2 separate regions of the Homo sapiens genome follow, and region 2 is linked to region 1. A link is a contact called in ENCODE Hi-C or POLR2A ChIA-PET data. All regions are on one chromosome and are shown on one strand. The core of a region is the stretch at or near the end of the contact, and the rest is flanking DNA. Distances in the headings are between cores, read along the strand shown.

Region 1 (3,974 bases), core at 411-2,910:
TTTTCCATCTACCAGTCTCACACTTCCTTGGTTAAACATGTTTCTTTTATCCCTTCAGATGTTGTTGTAAATAGAATTGTTTCTTTAATTTCATTTTTGGATTGGGGCAGTCTTTTGAAATAAGGACATGAGTGGGAAAAAGCAGAGGATGGCTGTTGACGCCTAGAGAAAAAAGTATAAACACAGAGAAAAAAAAAACAGAAGCCAGAAATTACATAAAAAGGAAGGCACCGGGAAAGATGAGAAAGAACAGGGTTGTGGGAGTACTACACTTAGCAAATGCTTAAGCAAAGTCAAGCTTTCAAGACAAGATTCCTAAAGCAAGGCAGGAGTATCCTAGGACAGACAAAAGCTCACTCGACAAGGCAAAGAGACAAACACCAGAGTTTGGACCCCACCAACTCCCTTAGCCAGCTGGCAATATGGTTTCACCACTTCTTAGAAAAGAGGAATGGAGAGGTGTCCTCAAAAGCCACCACTAGGCTTTCAGAATGTTTTGTGTGTCTGTGTCTTGGCAGAATGAGCCAAACGTACTTTCTTCGTGCCCCATAAGATGAGACACACCCAGCAAAGGCTGTCCTCATACAGAACTACCTCCAGGTGTCTTTTATACTGCAAGACCTGCACCAAAGGGTTCTACCTATAGAAATCCTAGCACCTAGACATAGTCAACCAAGTACATGGCTCCCTCACCCTCCAACCAAAGATGCCATATTTCCATCAGAGTGGAACAAAATCCCACTGTGTTCCTAATGCCTCCTGCAATTTTGCATGTGGGAGACATGGCTGGTATGTGACATTCTCTTCTACAGATTGTAATGGATTGGGGAAGGAGGGGGAACTAGAGTTCAGGCCTATCTTTCTAGAGGACAAAATAAATATGCCTTGATAACTGCAATTATCTGAAAACTATTTCAAAGAAAACTCTTTGTCTCATTCTGGCATTTGCTCAAGGGTATGGCTTTCCATCAGTCTCTCTGTCTCCATGTCTCTTTTACATACATATGTATGTGTATATGCGTGCGTATGTGTACATACATCCATACATATAGACATATTCTCTCTCTCTCCACACACACTCACACACCCCTCCAACCTCTGTGGCTCTGAGCGTCATGTGTGTAAGACACTGACGCGAATGGTGAGTGCCTAGGCAGGGGTCAAACAAAGGCTACCTACCATGCCAGAGGATTGCCACAAACACCTCTTAAGCAAGCATATTCCTTGGCTCCTCCCAGACACACTGAATCTGAATCTCTAGGATTCTGATTTCGGAGCCCAGGAATCCTCCGGTGCAGGAGTTCCCAGGTGACTCTGATGCACCGGGAGGCTGGAGGCGCTCGGATCTAGAGAGGAGGCGGCACTTGTGCAGTGCAGTCGGGAAAGAGAGGAGGGGCTGGGCCGGTGCCTTTAGGCGGTCAGGTGTTAGGACCGGAGTACAAGCCGCCAGCCGCGCGGGAGCAGGCCCCGAGGCAGCCCAGCCGCGGGGCAGTAACCTTTAGCCACACTTGGCCTCCGGCCGCCGCCAGAGCCGCTCCGCCCCCGCCGCCTCGCCCCCACCGCCCCGCCCTCCTATTGGCCGCGTCCCCAGCCGGGCTCGCGGCCTCGGCCAATGGGGCCGGCGCGCGCCGGAAGCCGGAAGCGCGGCAGCGGCGGCGGCGCTCCCCCTCGGCAGCTGTTGTGGGGCACCATGCGAGGCTTCGGGCCAGGCTTGACGGCCAGGCGTCTCCTCCCGCTGCGGTTGCCCCCGCGGCCGCCCGGGCCCCGGCTGGCGAGCGGGCAGGCGGCCGGCGCCCTGGAGCGGGCCATGGACGAGCTGCTGCGCCGCGCGGTGCCGCCGACGCCGGCCTACGAGCTGCGCGAGAAGACACCGGCGCCCGCCGAGGGTCAGTGCGCGGACTTCGTGAGCTTCTACGGTGGGCTGGCCGAGACGGCCCAGCGGGCCGAACTGCTGGGCCGCCTGGCGCGGGGCTTCGGCGTGGACCACGGCCAGGTGGCGGAGCAGAGCGCCGGCGTGCTCCATCTGCGCCAGCAGCAGCGGGAGGCGGCGGTGCTGCTGCAGGCCGAGGACCGGCTGCGCTACGCGCTGGTGCCGCGCTATCGCGGCCTCTTCCACCACATCAGCAAGCTGGACGGCGGCGTGCGCTTCCTGGTGCAGCTGCGGGCCGACCTGCTGGAGGCGCAGGCCCTCAAGCTGGTGGAGGGGCCGGACGTCCGGGTAAGGGGCCGCCGTCGATCCCCCGGCAGCGCGGACTGGCCGCCCTCCTCGAGTAGTCCTCACTTGCCCCCTCCAAGTCCCACACACCCCGCCTTCCCTGCCCGATAGCACGCTCACTTCGCCCGCAGTTACCGCCTGCCAACTGTGTCCCCTTCCCACGCTGTCTGAGTCCTGGCCTCGTCAGAGCACACCCCCGCCTTCCTCCAGTCTGTCCTTGAAGTCCTCACTTGTATAGTGTTTACTAAATACTCAGCACTTGGTGGTCTTTAAGGTAGCTGTCACCTCTCGTACCTGATTAGTGTGTGCTCTACAGTCTTTTGAAATTATTGTAGCTGAGAAGTGTTTCATCTATATGGTATACCTGAACTAGAGCATCAGGCAGCCTTCTGAGACCCTGGATGGTGTTTCAGAAGTTCACTGGGCACCCGCTATGTGTGAGACATTGTCCTGAGAAGTCCTGTGAAATGCACAAAGGTAAATAGGACTCAAGGTCACCACCACCACCCAGGAGTCTCCATGGCTTCTGGCCTTGTCTGTGCTCCATGACTTTTGGGAGGGCATTTAACTCCCTGCGTTCAGTACTTAATGTGATGATTCTGAGTTGACTTGAGGTAATCAGGCATTAGCACAGTTCATTCATGTTAAATGCAGACACATACTTTGAGATTTAAATGATTATGACCCGAAAGAAGGCCTAGAGCAACATATACTCTTCTTTTATACTGTTAGTATTAAATACGGCGAAAAACTAACCTGCCCTTTTTTTATTTTTATTTTTGTTGCCCAGACTGGAGTACAGTGGTGTTATCACGGCTCACTGCAGCCTCGACTTCCCCAGGCTCAAGCAATCTTCCCACCTCAGCCTCCTGAGTAGCTGGGACTACAGGTGCAGGCCACCATGCCCGGCTAATTTTTTTTTTTTTTTTTTTTTTTTGTAGAGAGGGCGTTTCACCATGTGGCCCAGGCTTAACCTGCCCTTTTAATGAACGAAAAATGACGTAAATGTTTCAGGAAGTTTTGGACATTCAGAAGTTTGTTATGTGCAGTTGGTGTTAAAAAAAAATTGAACACTTGAATGATTATGACTTGACCCATTTAAGAACTCTAATACTGGTTTAATAGTTTACATTCCTTCAGTCTTACGTGGGTGATAACACGTATCCCTTTTACAGTAAAGGAGAACATGCTGAGGTTGTGTTACTTGTCCTGAAATTCAGAGCGAAAAGCTCTTGCTGATCACCCACCCTAATCCAGGGTTATTTGCACTACGCTTTATATCACTGTCTTACCGTTAATCAGATGTTTATTAGAAACTTTCTTTTTTGGCTACTTAGATGCATAAAATTGGGCATAATTAAGTATGGGATTAATGTCAAGAGTGACAACAGTGGCCATGATTTGATTCCCCGTGATAGCTGGTTAATTTACAGCGCTAAGTGTTACTGAGGGCCAGGCATCTTTGGCCGTAAGATTCTCAGACAGAAAGCCCACAGTTGCTAATTGCATGACACAGAATCAGTCATGAATTCTTACTGTGTTGAATTATCATGTTCTGGGCTCAAGCCTAGTCTGAATAGCTGAGTTTTTCTGATCCACACTTGGACATAGTACTTGCAGTATATCATCCCCCCATGTAAATGATCAGCTCCTCGAAAACTGGGAAACTTGTCTTTAAATTTCTTGCATAGCAGAATGATGAATGAATCATTGCAATAGATTCCTGGGTGTCCTGGCATAAGACACACTTGACACACTA
Region 2 (3,974 bases), core at 486-2,985, 190 kb before region 1:
CTCATGAGGACACCAGTCATATCTGACTAGGGCCCACTATAGTGATCTCCTTTTAACTTACCTGTTTAAGACAATCATACTGTGAGGTGCTGGAGATTAGGACATCCACATATATATTTGGGGAAACACAATTCAGACCAGAACAGGCACCACTAAAATTTGGCAGCACCTTTTAAAAGGGCCTTGAATGGAAAGGAGAGAACCTGTGGTTTACAATAGCCGCCAGAGCACTGGGGGCTCTTGCGATCTCATGAGACCAAACTCCAGGTCTAGGCACACCTGGTTTGGGACAGGCCTGCTTTAGCATTGAAAACAGGATCTTTGCCCAACAGGAAGGTTGGAGAATGAGGCATGCATCTAAGAAAAAAATGCAAGCAAAATAAAAATTCCCACATATTGCCTTAATTGTCTTTACAGAAGGAAATATCCCAGGGCAAGAATCATCAGGGCATGCTCTGCGCCCTGCATTTGATTTCATGTTTTCAGGAGCACCCCTCAAGGTCTGGAGAAGCACAGGTGCTGTACCTGTACAAGCCAGCAAGGCAAAGAGGCCTGGTTGCAAGATGTGAGGCAACATTTTATATTTTACTTATGTTATTCAATTTGTCTACACATCTATCCTTTTCTGGAAAAAGACCATATTGCCACTTGAGTTTCAGTATTACAGACATTGTTTTCCTCTAAGTGACTAGACTCTCTGTTTAGCTCGCCACACAACATCATATCTGCCATGTGCTGTCACACACTAATAAAAGCATAGAGGAGTATGTAAAACAGCATTGCTTCTCTAAAAATTCAGCCCTATTAAGTTTGTTGGTACATCACCTGGATTTTTATTAAAGTAGTAAAAATGTTCCGCAAAGTGACTTTGAAGTAACAGTACGATTCTGAGCCACGTTAAAGAAATGTTAAGGTGGAGAGCTCTGTTGCTTTCAAATACTAGTATAATTCTGGCCAAATATCCCTGTTTAAAATGATCTGAGCACTTTAGGCCTTTTACTAATGTATGGATTATAGTTCAAGCCAGTAGCTAGGGAGCTGTGTGTTTGAGCCTCCATCTCTACCACCTAGCAGCAAACAGATCAACCTGGGAAAGGAGCAGCTGCCTGCACTTCATTCACTGAGGATTCTTCCAACCCTCTCTCCGTCTAACGGGCTGGGGTCCTTCATGGACGCATTGATAGATGACAGTGTGCCAATCCAGCACACACCAGAAATGGTTACTCCACCAGGGAGCTCACCTCATCTTCTGCCATTGGCCTCCCACCCCACATTTTTCCAATGAGGTTCTTTGAGTCCGACTTATTTTTGACAAAGCCACACTGGTTTGTAATGAGCATTGCATTCTTTTATACAGAGTTGGGGAGGGAGGGAGATTTTGAAGGGGGAAAACACGAACCAAGTAGGTAGATATTTGCATCTCTCAACTTTTCTCGTCACCAAAAAAAAAAAAAATTTCCTCTTCAAATTTGTAGGTAAAAAGACGTGTTTCTTTAACTTTACCTCTCACAAATGGTATGTTCATCTATCGGCTGGGACTCTTTTAGTTAAAAAGGAAACCTAACTCAAACCAGAATGGGGGTGGGGAAAGTGAATTGATGTATCTCACATAACTGGGAGATCCAAGGGTGGATGTGGTTTTAACCAGAACTCGATCTGAGGGTTTGTGGGAAATATTCAAATTAGAACAGTTAAGAGCAGACACCAGCCAATCAAAACAGTCCATGCCAGTGACGTCAGCCCTGCATGTGCCGTCAGGGTGGGGCTATCAGGAATCTCTCTCCCTCTTGACTGCCTTCCTCATTGTCAACATTACTCTCAAAGAGGCTTTGGTCAGGTTTCAAAAGGCCAGCAGTAGCTCTGGGTCTACAGCTCCCCAGCTCTGCACCCCAGAGAAATGCCTGTCCAGTATTCTCCAAAATTCCTGGGCTCATGCTCACTTGTCCAGAGTAGATCTCTAGCCCACCCTATACCCATCGCTGGCCACTGGCCCCATCCAAAACTCTGGGGCAGTGAGTGGAGGGGGGGCTGCCCTACGCCAAATCAGGTGGTCTTACAGGAAGAAGTGAAAATAGATGCCGCAGAAGCCACAACAATCCCATCCACTGCAAATCACACGATAGTAAATGGCACTTTAGACCCCTTCTATAGTTTCCAGAAATGTAGAGAGGATCACGTTGCTTTAGTGTCTTGCCCCAAGTGCTATTAATATCCCTGTCCCTAAAAGATTGATTTTTATTATCGGTAGAAATACTTAATAGAAATGAAATCTACGCTCTCGGTCATAGATAGCTGGCATAAAAATTAAACAAAACACTGTGAAGCATACTTCTGAAGTGACCGCATACCTAGCTATGCTGCCCCAGTGAGCTCAAGTGTGTTTTCATTAGGGCATTTGGTAAGCCTGGGGGAAACTGTTTCTGCCCCACAAAGGAATGTTCTGCAAACATTCAGTAACTAACCATGTGATGCTTTCTACCTCTGTAACTAAAGCTAAAGACTTTTACCTATTGACTTGGATTCTCAGCTATCAGTAGGAGGGACAGTTTCAAAACATTGTCTATAGAGACTGTAACATATGACTATCACAAGACAGACTCAGGAACTGTTGAATATTCATGAGTTAAATGGGCAAAATGTTTGACATCCTGGCATCTTTGGATGTGTTTGTTTTACATTTAGTAGCTTTTCTATAGAAGACAGAAATGGGAAATGCCTTCTTAATCTGCTTGAAGGAGAGGGTTCTGATGATACTCATCTATCTTCGATGAGAATGGGTCTTTATCTTTAATTCCTAATTAACGGTTTTGCCAACTACCTTTATCTATTTCCCTTGTGATTTTAAGAGAAAGGAAAAGTCTTGAGTGTGTTGCCTCTGCCCATCTGTTTCTTTACATCATTTGCGAGCTCAGGTACTTGTTATTTGCTGAGCAAGGACTTTCCAGCTAGGATTGGATAAAGCAGTAGCTAGGTTCGAGAGTAAGAGTTTTATTGCTATCATTTAGAGTATTTCTTCATTCGTTCATGCATGCCTTTGCTCATAAATACCCCCACCTTATTCCACAAAAGATATGAAATGGAGCTTTATTGCTATGAGTTCATGCTGGCATAAATATTAAGCTCTGTGTAATAATCACTTGGGCTATTCCCGTACATAGTGCAGAGTTACTTATGGCCAACGCAAAGTCTATTTTCCCATCAGAGGTTAACGTTCCCATTTACTTGATCAGGGTTTGGATAATGCTTCATTCACAGCTGTTTTTCGCTTGCAAGAATCCATCTACTTTATCCTCACTGACCTTACCCTGGCAGGTGGTGCCAGGATTTCCTCAGGCAGTTGTTTGTTTTAGCATTTTCGAGTATTTATACTGGCTGCGGTAAGGGAGCCAGGATCCTGGGGCTTGTAAGTACCAGGTCTTGGTAAGTCTCCTTCCTGGCAGCAGCAGCAGCGTTAGTAAAATGCATTTTCCAATACTATCCTGTGTCTTAAATGGTATTTTTATCCATTAGAGTTGAGTGCAAGCAATAGAAATTAACTCTGAAGAACGAATGCAAAAACAGTGTCTTTGAGGGCTGTGTGTCGCTGACAGGCAGGCGGGTCCCTCAGGGGAGCCCTGGTGGACAGTCTGATGCTCGGTGCCAACTGTCAGCCCAGGCCAGGAGTCAGAGTTGGGAGAGATTGTGATGCCTTGGCTTGGGTCAGGGCCCACTTCCTAGCTCGGGGATGGTCAACCTTGACAACAGCGTGTGACAAGGGTGGAGTCATAGCAATTAGGGTGTTTTTACCAAAGTGAAGGAAGACGAAATGCCTTCCTGGGTGGGGAAAAAAACAACAGATGTCCACTACCCTCCCCTTTTGCAGTAATTTTCTCTCCATATTTGATGACTATTCTATCAGATATTGTTAAAATCTTTCCCCAGTATATGCAATTTACCTTTAATGTCATCTTCTTGGTACAGTCTTCCATTTTGCT

Evidence for each region. A loop is a pair of places that touch in the nucleus more often than their neighbours do. ChIA-PET counts read pairs that join two places held with the same protein, here RNA polymerase II (POLR2A).
Region 2: a loop to region 1 is called in a map of ascending aorta, with 2.1 times the contacts of the local background. The contact joins the enhancer-like site here to the promoter of MLYCD in region 1. A Hi-C loop is called at or near these places in 1 of 168 maps with a recorded cell type or tissue (ascending aorta). POLR2A ChIA-PET finds 5 or more read pairs at or near these places in 2 of 52 experiments (GM12878 and HEK293).

The regions. Positions count from the first base shown.
Region 1 is chr16:83,897,455-83,901,428 of GRCh38, forward strand. It overlaps MLYCD (malonyl-CoA decarboxylase), which reads left to right and starts at 1,661. Exons shown (of 5, transcript NM_012213.3): 1 at 1,661-2,218. The coding sequence starts at 1,691. RefSeq lists silencers at 1,431-1,860, 2,161-2,330.
Region 2 is chr16:83,712,069-83,716,042 of GRCh38, forward strand. All of the region lies in intron 10 of CDH13 (cadherin 13), which reads left to right. Among named protein-coding and RNA genes, the nearest start is that of CEDORA, 59 kb to the right of the region's middle. Within about 2 kb of position 1,736, at least 4 of the 41 ENCODE cell types and tissues checked have a DNase peak (open chromatin) inside an H3K27ac peak, as active enhancers do; they include ascending aorta, where a contact is called at or near this core.